2 separate regions of the Homo sapiens genome follow, and region 2 is linked to region 1. A link is an interaction called in ENCODE POLR2A ChIA-PET data of the cell type or tissue named here. Cell type or tissue: PC-9. All regions are shown on one strand. Each heading gives the region's core, and the rest is flanking DNA. Links, peaks and the distances in the headings are about the cores only. Region 1 overlaps SNAP23 (synaptosome associated protein 23). Region 2 overlaps HAUS2 (HAUS augmin like complex subunit 2).

What was found. Peaks named below come from ENCODE experiments on the same cell type or tissue, not always from the same donor. Only the 100,000 strongest peaks of a DNase experiment are listed, where the experiment ranks them.
Region 2: POLR2A ChIA-PET joins it to region 1 with 11 read pairs; 7 of 35 experiments call an interaction of 5 or more read pairs at or near these places.

The regions. Positions count from the first base shown.
Region 1 is chr15:42,508,050-42,513,432 of GRCh38, reverse strand. It overlaps SNAP23 (synaptosome associated protein 23), which reads right to left. Exons shown (of 8, transcript NM_003825.4): 2 at 1,530-1,600; 3 at 437-478; 4 at 1-34. The coding sequence starts at 1,586. Among named protein-coding and RNA genes, the nearest start is that of SNAP23, 15 kb to the right of the region's middle. In PC-9, for the core only: no CTCF peak of the experiment used is centred there; a DNase peak (open chromatin) is centred at 2,322.
Region 2 is chr15:42,559,951-42,565,333 of GRCh38, reverse strand. HAUS2 (HAUS augmin like complex subunit 2) reads right to left here. Exons shown (of 6, transcript NM_018097.3): 4 at 3,932-4,064; 5 at 1,477-1,585. Among named protein-coding and RNA genes, the nearest start is that of STARD9, 13 kb to the left of the region's middle. In PC-9, for the core only: no CTCF peak of the experiment used is centred there; no DNase peak of the experiment used is centred there.

The sequences.
Region 1 (5,383 bases), core at 258-5,257:
GCATAGTGATGGTCTTGATTCCTGCATCCTGAGACTAAGACAAGGGGGGAAAAGCTGATAGTACAACAAAACAAACCAAAAACAACAGAAACAAAACCTACAAGAGCAACACAGAATAATTTAGAAACCCAAGCTCTCAGAGGATTAGAGCTACAGACAGAACTAGTATTCTTAAACTAACACACTTTAACATAGCAGCCCCCAAAATAATTAAGTCACAAACTCATAGTGAATTCATCTTCCCTGTCATATTCCAATACTGTTAAAGGGAAAAACAGAAAATTCCCATTAGTGCATGGTTTGACATTTCAGCAACTGTTAATTTCAAATAATAAAGCATATTGATACATTACCCTTTAATACTAATTCCAGCCAGAAGTATTAGGATCGCTCCTATAAATTTCTATACTTAAGTTGATGACTAACATTTTCTTACCTCAATGGCTAAACCCAGGATTCTCCTCGTACTTTCCAGAGACTAGGAAAGAACACAGAATTTTAGCATTCCAAAATATGTAGAAAAAAAAATCTGATCACAGGCCAAATTCATGATGCTATTCTATCTTTAAAAATTGCCAGCTCAGGCCGGGCACAGTGGCTCATGCCTATAATCCCAGCACTTTGGGAGGCCGAGGCAGGAGGATTTCTTGAGTACCGGAGCTCAAGACCAGCCCAGACAACATAGTGAGACTGTTTCCATTAAAGGAAAAAACAAAAAGAATTGCCAGCCTATCCTTCCCTTTAAAACAAAACAATGGCCGGGTGTGGTGGTTCAAGCCTATAATCCCAGCACTTTGGGAGGCTGAGGTGGGCGGATCACGAGGTCAGAAGTTTGAGACCAGCCTGCCCAACAAGGTGAAACCCCATCTCTACTAAAAATACAAAAATTAGCTGGGCGTGGTGGCACACACCTATAATCCCAGCTACTCAGGAGGCTGAGGCAGGAGAATCGCTTGAACACAGGAGGCAGAGGTTGCAATAAGCCGAGATCGCATCACTATACTCCAGCCTGGGCAATAGAGTGAGACTCCGTCTCAAAAAAAAAAAAAAAAAAAAAAGTAAGTTGATCACTACATTTTTAGTTATTTTCAGGCGCTCCTTAAGAGAAAATGTGTAAGGACTTCCAGTGTGATGTTGAAAGAAAAAGTTTTTTTAAAAAAGAGAATATTTGGATGGTGAAGTTCATGGGAATAAAAATTTAATGTAGGTAGAAATCTAAGTAAATTACAGATATTAGGAAATTGTTAAATAGAAGTCTAGCATTTCTCAAATACATAGTAGAGTATCTTTGTTACACTTAAGTAATATTAATAATTACCTAAAAAATAAAAATCATACAAATTGTTTTCACTTTAGTTTTCTGGTGAGTTAAAAAGAAAATAAAAACCAGCAATGGCACTAAGGAGCAAATGTGTTCTTTGATATTAATGGACTAGGAAGAGGCCAAAATGTCCCTAAGAAGGCTCTCTCACTCCTCCAATATGAAAACTGAAATAGAATTATTTACTTATTTTAGGTAAAACATTTACCTCATCAGTAATCTGGTGAGCTCTCTGTTGAATTTCTTCTGATGACAGATTATCCATGATGAATCAAAACTCTATTAGGCACAGAAATGGAAATGTGGATATTGTATAAGAATAAGGATATATAAAAGTTTGTGTGAGCAAAAAGTGTAGATTTATGGAATTTAGGAACTTATCAGGAAAACAGGATAAAAGAACCTCTTTCTATATCTATTAGTCTACCACAAGTAAAGAAATCAAGACCGAGAGAGGCTAAATGAATGTTTAATAAGAGTGCCAAGGGTGAACCTAAAATACAGGTTTTAGGACTTCTAGGGAAGTACTCTTTCCAACAGGAAAGTGGATCCTCTACTTAGAGAAGCAAGGCATTACTGGAAGACAAGCATTAAAAGACTATTAAAGTGAATTTTTGGTTGTTCAATGTTCTTCATGTGTTGTCTGAACATGGAAAAGCAGTAGGTGAAGAAAAGTCCAATTTAGTAAAGTAACAAAATTTGAAGTTATGTGCCTGAAGAACACAGGAAACATTTCTAAATATGCCAGTTGTCCAGGACACTCACTGGAGAAAATACTTTCACTCTTAACAAGAAAAGGGAAATGCTGGTACAAACAGCTCGGAAAAGACTAAGGTTTTTATTATGCATTAGACTCTTCCCCTCCAGTGGCTTATATTGTTTTGTTGTTTTACTGGAGTCCCTAAGAAACCAAACAATTATTCTCCTATACACAGTAACTCAGAAGGAGATCTCATAGACATCCAAGCTAAAAAATAAAACATTTCGTAGGTGTTACTCAGCACGGCTGTTATCTAATTCCTCTTTGAGAAGTCATGTGGAGTAATAACAAGCATTGTGCAACGGATCTAGGTTCTTTGTTACATTTGCTAGCTTTGTATGAATTTTCTCAAAACTCATTTATCAAAACTCACGGTCAATGACACAGATAAACTCTGGTTCTTATTACAGATTTGACCCCAGGAATCTGGCAATGTCTGGAGTTGCTTGATTGTCACAACTTGGGCCAGGTGATGGGGCTGGTTAATGGCATCTAGTAGGTAGAGGCAGGGAAACTGCTTAACATCCTACAACACTCTTCAGGAAAGCCCTCCAGCAAAGAATAATCTGACCCAAAATGTCAATTTGAGGTGAGAAACCTTGCCATGGATATACTCTTTGATAAGCAGAAAACTTAATTCCCCAAGAATGTACTGGACTGAATTCTTGGAAGGCAGAGATTTTATCTTTGTATCTCTAACACCTAATAGGATCTGATGGTAGATACTCCAAAAATAGCTGAATGAACAAATAAGTAGAAAAACAGGGTGTACTCTCAAAGTATTTACATGGCTCTTAGAAACAAAGCTGCATGTAACAGTAGCACAAAGCTCGCAAAGAATCACTAGAGCCACAAACCAAAAACTGCTATTGCAAGTGTATGATATGATCACATATAAATCTTTTCAGTCATTTTTGGCTGGGTGTGGTAGCTCATGACTGGAATCCTAGCACTTTGGGAGGCTGAGGTGAGTGGATGGCTTGAGCTCAGGAGTTGGAGTTCAGCCTGGGCAACATGGCAAAACCCCATCTCTACCAAATATACAAAAATTAGCCAGGCATGGTGGCGCACACCTGTAGTCCCAGCTACCGGGGAGGTTGGGGTGGGCGGATTGCTTGAGTCCAGGAGGTTGAGGCTGAAGTAAGTCAAGATCATGGCACTGCACTCCAGCCTGGGTGACAGAGCAAGACCCTATCTCAAAAAACAAACAAACAAAAAAATTTAAATCTTTTCAGTTGTTTTTAATTGAACCACTACTATCATGTTATTTTTTTTATTTTTTTGAGATGGAGTCTCACTCTGTTGCCCAGGCTGGAGTGCAGTGGTGTAACCCTGACTCACTGCACCTTCTGCCTCCTGGGTTCAAGCAATTCTCCTGCCTCAGCCTCCCAAGGAGCTGGGATTACAGGCATGCACCACCACGCCCCACTAATTTCTGTATTTTTAGTAGAGATGGGGTTTCACCATGTTGGCCAGGCTGATCTCGAACTCCAGACCTCAGGTGATCTATCCACCTCAGCCTCCCAAAGTGCCCAGATTGCAGGCCTGAGCCACCGTGCCTGGCCTTGTTTATAATTCTACTGTCATAGCTGTTTTATGGTTTAAGATTTTGAGGGCCAGGCGCAGTGGCTCACGCCTGTAATCCCAATACTTTGGGAGGCCGAGGCGGATGGATCACGGGGTTAGGAGATCGAGGCCAGCTTGATCGACATGGTGAAACCCCGTTTCTACTAAAAATACAAAAATTAGCCGGGAGTGGTGGTGAGCGCCTGTAATCCCAGCTACTCGGGAGGCTGAGGCAGGAGAATTGCTTGAACCTGGGAGGCAGAGGTTGCAGTGAGCCAAGACTGTGCCACTGCACTCCAGCCTGGGTGACAGAGCGAGACTCCATCTCAAAAAAAAAAAAAAAAAGATTTTGAGCCTTGATTAAAGCCATTAGTGCTCATGAAAAAAAGCATTTTAAGTTCCAAATTTAAGTTTCTATCTTGCTTGCCATAGACTGTGCTTCAGGCAAAAAGTTTCCACACTAAGATATAATCAAGATATAAAGATATCATTCATTAGATACAAGCATAAAAGGAACCAGGTATTTTATTAATTTGCTAATTGTTTGAGTCTTAAGCTTTATCATACATACACATGTCCATGCTACTGTTCCTCTTTTGTCACTCTTTCCTATTTGCAACTACAAAAAGTAAATGGAGATTATTTTTTGTACCCTCTCACCTCCACACTTTTGCACACCTTTCCTTTCTATAATACCCCACATCTGCCCAGGTAGCCTCATGCTTTTCCATCACTTCCTAAAGCCCCAACCGAGATACCTCTCCAAAGCCTGCCCTCCCCAGGCAGTAATGCTCTGAAGTTATCTATTCCTGTCATGTGTAACTCCTCAATGCCCGACAGAGAAGAAAATATGAAAAATAATATACACTAATCCATTAGTGCCTGGAAAAGGCACCCTTAGTGAGGTTTTCAGATATAGTATCCTGTGGGTCGGGAGACATTCTGGGGTAAGGAAGCCCAAATATCACAAATTATGTAATTTTGTAATTCTATTCCTAGAGGTGATTATTGCCAATTACAAGTCAGTCTTTGCTAGCTTCCTAGGAAAAAAAAAGCAAAACTCCAGAGTTAGGAGTGAATGCACTCCTGACCTCTGTGCTGCCTTCTTTAAAAGAAAAAAGAAAGCAGATATAACTGGGAGATGGATAACGTGAGGAATCACCCCTGACATCGCAATGAGGTCATTCTGAAGGACACATCCTTTCCATGTGAACTCGAAGTTCTGCTTAATATTTTTTTCTTCCCTGACCAGACAACACGCAAGACAAGTAACAGATATCTACTCCCAAGTTTGGCATGCTAACGCCAGGATGCAGCTGCCTAAGATTACTCTGTGTTCTTGAGGGTTTTGAGCACAAGTTTAGTGTGGCTGTCGCTCAGAGGGTTGGATTCAGTACTGCCTGTGGATACCAATTGGCCCTGAGGAACCTGCAGATATAAAAGTCCGCCCTCTGTAGACGGGAGTTTTGCATGTATGAATACCGTATTTTCTTTTCTTTCTTTCTTTCTTTTTTTTTTTTTTTGAGGCAAGGCTTCACTCTGTCATCCAGGTTGGAGAGCGGTGGTGCAATCAGGTTCACTACAGCCTTGCCCTCCCAGGCTCAAGCAATCCTCCCATTTAGCCCCCTGAATAGCTGGGACTACAGGTGCATGCATCATGCCCGGCTAATTTTTAAGCTGTTTTATAGAGACAGGGTCTCACTATGTTATCCAGGCTGGTCTCAAACTTCTGAAAC
Region 2 (5,383 bases), core at 86-5,085, 52 kb before region 1:
TTAAGGCACTGCATAAACTAACCCTGAGCTAATCTCCTCAATACCTTTACGCATCAGCCAAAGTGGAGTATCACTTTTCCCCCATACTCTCTGGGTTCTTTGACTTTTATGTCTTTCCTCACATTGCTCCTTTTGGCCAAACTATTCTTTCTGATGCATGTCCGAATTTCACTTATTCCTTAAGATTCAGCTTACTTTGGCAAGTGCGGTGGCTCAGGCCTTTAATCCCAACACTTTGGGAGGCTGAGGCAGGTGGATCACCTGAGGTCAGGAGTTGGAGACCAGCCTGGCCAACATGGCAAAACCCCGTCTCTACTAAAAATACAAACTATTAGCCAGGTGTGGTGGTGGGCACCTGTAATCCCAGCTACTTGGGAGGCTGAGGCAGGAGAATCGCTTGAACCCAAGAGGCGGAGGTTGCACTGAGCCGAGATTGTGCCATTGCACTCCAGCCTGGGCAACAAGAGTGAAACTCCATATCAGAAAATAAATAAATAAATAAAGATTCAGCTTACTGCTAACACCTAAATAAATCTTTATTGCAAAGCTGGACATGGTGGCTCATGCCTGTGATCTCAGCACTTTAAGAGGCCGAGGCGGGTGCCTCACTTGAGCTTAGGAGTTCGAAACCAGCCTAGGTAACATAGTGAGAACTCGTCTCTATTTAAAAAACAAAACAAAAACTTTATTGAAGTCTTCCTATCCCTATCCTACTCAGAATCCTCCTAAACTGGAAGTAATTCCTCCCTTTTCTATGCTCAATAGATGGCATCTCTTTGTAATTCTTTGCTGCATTTATTATGCAAATATAATCCTATAAGTAGAAAATGTATATTTTACAGCTGTCTCACCAAACGTTGAGAATTTGAAGGCAGGGATTGGTCATATCTATCTTTCACAATACATGTAGCATAGCCACGGCACAATGAAGCCAACACATGTTTATTAAATGTTGGAATAAAATAATTTAAAATGGCTTCTAAATAAAAATTATATAAAAAAGAAAATGTTAAATCCAAGGTCTAAATAAATAAACACTTCTTCTTCTTTTTTTTTTTTTTTTTTAATGGGAGATGGAGTCTTGCTGTCGCCCAGGATGGAGTGCACTGGCACGATCTCAGCTCACTGCAACTTCTGCCTCCCAGGTTCAAGCAGTTCTCCTGCCTCAGCCTCCCGGGTAGCTGGAATTACAGGCACGCACCACCATGCCCAGCTAATTTTTGTATTTTCAGTAGAGATGGAGTTTCACCATGTTGGCCAGGCTGGTCTCCAACTCCTGACCTCAAGTGATCCACCCGTTGTGGCCTCCCAAAGTGCAGGGATTACAGGTGTGAACTACCATGCCAGGCCAAGAAAATACTTCTTGATTTAAAAATTAACTAGCTCGTAATATTAGCTATTAAAAAGCTAAACTGGGAGAGCACACCTCTAAGTTTCTAGTAAAAAATAACTGAAGATTGCTATATTAATACTCACCATTTTCTTTAGATTTGCAGCTAAATGAGGAATATTTCTAATTGTTTCAAGGTGGGTTTCTAATCTCTCAATGAAAGTCACAGCCAACTCCAGCAAATGTACCATATATCTGAAAGAGAAAGAAAAAAGTCAACCATTTTTTAAAGTTTAATTGTTTTACGTTCCTTTTCTTCTCCTTTAATCAGGACTTTTAATTTGAGATAAGAATTACAATCAACCTAGAGAGCCAATAACAACCTTCCTGCATTCATAGAAATATTAGTGATTAAAAAAAGGTCCTTCTCTTTCACTTTAAGCAACTTGTCATCCAAATAAAAAAATGGAAAGAGACAACAGTAATCCTATCTGGAATCCAACTTAATGTTAGAGAAACCTCAATGTTAATCATTTTCTCCCTAGATAAAAAAACCCCATTCCATTTTCTTTTCTTTTTTTTTTTTTTTTTTTGAGATGGAGTCTTGCTATGTCACCAGGCTGGAGCACAGTGGTGCAATCTCGGCTCACTGAAACCTCTGCCTCCTGGGTTCAAGCAATTCTCTTGCCTCAGCCTCCCAAGTAGCTGGGATTACAGGCGCCCACCACCACGCCTGGCTAATTTTTGTATTTTTAGCAGAAGGGGTTCATTATGTTGGCCAGGATGGTCTCGATCTCCTGACCTTGTGATCCACCAGCCTTGGCCTCCCAAAGTGCTGGGATTACAGGCATGAGCCACCTTGCCCAGCCCCATTTCTTTTTTTTTTTTTTTGAGACAGAGTCTGACTCTGTTGCCCAGGCTGGAGTGCAGTGGCACAATCTCGGCTCACTGTAATCTCTGCCTCCTGGGTTCAAGTGATTCTTGTGCCTCAGCCTCCTGAGTAGCTGAGATCACAGGCGTGCACCACTATATTCAGTTAATTTTTGTATTTTTAGTAGACACAGGGTTTTGTCATGTTGGCCAAGCTGGTCTCAAACTCCCAGCTGGCCTCAAGTGATCAACCCATCTTGGCCTCCCAAATTACCGGGATTACAGGCGTGAGCCATGACGCCTGGCCTCATTCCATTTCAACTTACTCATTCTCTGTGAAGAATGAAGACAATAAGGATAAATGTACTTAACTGAAATAGCCTACATAGAAAGCTACTTTGAATCTCTGCACTTGCAAAAATGCTTTCAAATCATTGCCTAGTTCTTAGATGTAGTACAATATATACATTAAGGGTAATGATAATGTACTAAACAGATACTGAATATAGCCACAAGAAAGGGGTTTTGTTTTCTGTTTTGAGACAGAGTCTCACCCTGTTGCCCAGGCTGGAGTGCAGTGGCACAATCTCAGGTCATTGCAACCTCTGCCTCCTGGGTTCAAGTGATTTTCCTGCCTCAGCCTCACCAGTAGCTGGTATTACAGGCATGTGCCACCATGCCCAGCATATTTCGTATGTTTTGGTAGAGATGGGGTTTCACCATGTTGGCCAGGCTGGTCTTGAACTCCTGGCCTCAAGTGATCAGCCACCTCGGCCTCCCAAAGTGTTGGGATTACAGGCATGAGCCACTGTGCCCAGCCTTGTTTTGTTTTTTTGGAAGAATAAGTTTTTGTATATCTATTATTTTCCTACAAAATAAAAAATCTGACACTTAAGATACTGATTTGCTTAAGCTAGTGAGGCACTGGCGGAGAAAGTTAGCAATGAGATCCCCAGATGCTTGCTTCGTATTTATTTGAGACAGGGTCTCACTCTGTCACCCAGGCTAGTGCAATCACAGCTCACTGCAGACTTGACCTCCTGGGCTCAGGTCACCCTCCCAGCTCAGGAATACAGGTGTGTTCCATCATGTGTTGCTAATTTTTATATTTTTTTTTTTTGTAGAAACAGGGTTTTGCCATGTTGTCCAGGCTAGTATTTATCATTAGTCATAATCTACATCTTCAATTTGATACTTGTAATACTCTGTGAGGAAGAGGGCAATAGAACTCATCTCTATTCTATTTATTGGGAAACTAAGGCAAAAATGTAAATCATTTGCTCAAGGCTTTGAGGCATATAAACAGTAGAGATGAGAACAGAATCCAGGTTTTTTCCTCCCTTAGTTGATAGTGTTTTCATCTGCCCCAGTTAAACCCCGCCAATAGAATTTTTACATATAGGCAACATTAACTCAACAATGAATGTACTTTACAACAATGAATTTACTTCACATACAAACAGTTTTTATTGTTACATGTTATGGATCTAATTTCTTTCATTAAACTCATAATTTATAATTCCCAAAACACGATGGCCAAGTTCTTCCTTTTTGCCATAGGTATAATGGTTTAAAAGCAAAGATTTTCTTTCTGATTTAATATATCACCATTAATAATGTTAACAAATACAATCACTAATTGTTTTATGAATTCTGCTACAAAGTAACTGCAAAACAAAAAGTAAACTCAGAAAACAGGTGTAACTGTTAATTTCTACTTTTCAGTCTAACCTGTGATAAACAGCTTCAATAGGTAAGTTTTCCTGGCACATGGGTTTCAACAGTCTTTGCCTAAGGGATCTCTTCTCTTTCAGCACTGCTTCCAAATGATTATTCATGCTTTGCAGAGTATGACACTTCTGAGCTATACAAATTAAAAAACAGTAATTATAGTTAGCAATAGGACAAATAACAGAATAATTTCTTCTTTGCCTTGGTTTGACACTACCCATGTCAAAAATTCATCCTATCATTACCCTCCTGTCTCCTTTTTGCTGTCTTTAATACCAATACCAATTTCATTTTCAACAACTTTCTCTTAGTCGGTTTTTGTATATCTAATATATTTCTATTATCTCTTTTCCTAGTGATAACCAAATCTAGTGCTAAATTCTTTCTCTGTGTTTCTCATCTCTACTTCTTATTCAGTTCTTATAGCCAGAGCTATATTCTTAACACAAAGTCTTTTTTCCTATCCCTGACTCTAATAGTCTATAAAAGACCATCGAAAAAGAGTCACCTTAGCTGGTGCTCTAGCTCATACCTGTAATCGCAGTGTTTTGGGAGACTGAAACGGGAGAATTGAGGCCATGAGTTCGAGACCAGCCTGGGCAACATAGCAAGACTTCATCTCTACAAAAAAATTGAAAAAACAAAAATTAGCTGGGCATGGTGGCACATGCCAGTAGTCCTAGCTACTTGAGAGAATCAGTTGAAACCACGTGTTGAAGTTACAGCGACCTGTACTTCAGCCTGGGTTACAGAGTGACACACTCTTAAAAAAAAAAAAAAAAGTCATCCTACAAGCTATTTCTGATTATCTCATTATTTTCCCCATTCAGTTAATGGCTGCCAATTGACCTTTCTTTAAAATTCTTCTTTGGAAAAATTCAGATTTGCAGAAAAGTTTCAAAAAAAGCTTGGTGAACTCACACATACATTTTACTTATTCACCGATTATTAACATTTGGCTACATTTTCTTTTTATCTTCTTTCTCTCTCTTCTCTCTCTCTCTCTCTCTCTCTCTAATTTTTGCTGATCCACTTTAGAGTAAGCTGCAGACAGCATGATATTTTTTACCTGTAAAACGTTAGCATGTATTTCCCAAGAAGAGGAACATTCTCCTATATAACTACAGCACATTATCAAATTCAAAAAATAACATTAATACAATACTACCAATATTTAATACAGTCCATATTTAAACATCACTAAGTATCCCAATAATGTCCTTTACAGCAAAAAGAATTTTAATTTTTGAGACAGGGTCTCACTCTGTCACCCAGGCTGGAGTGGAGTGCTACGATCACAACTCATTGCAGCCTCGACCTCCCAGGCTCAAACAATCCTTCTGCCTCAGCCTTTCATGTAACTGGCACTACAGGTACATGCTACAATGCTGGCTAGTTTTTGTATTTTTTTTGTAGAGATAGGGTTTCACCATGTTGGCTGGTCTTGAACTC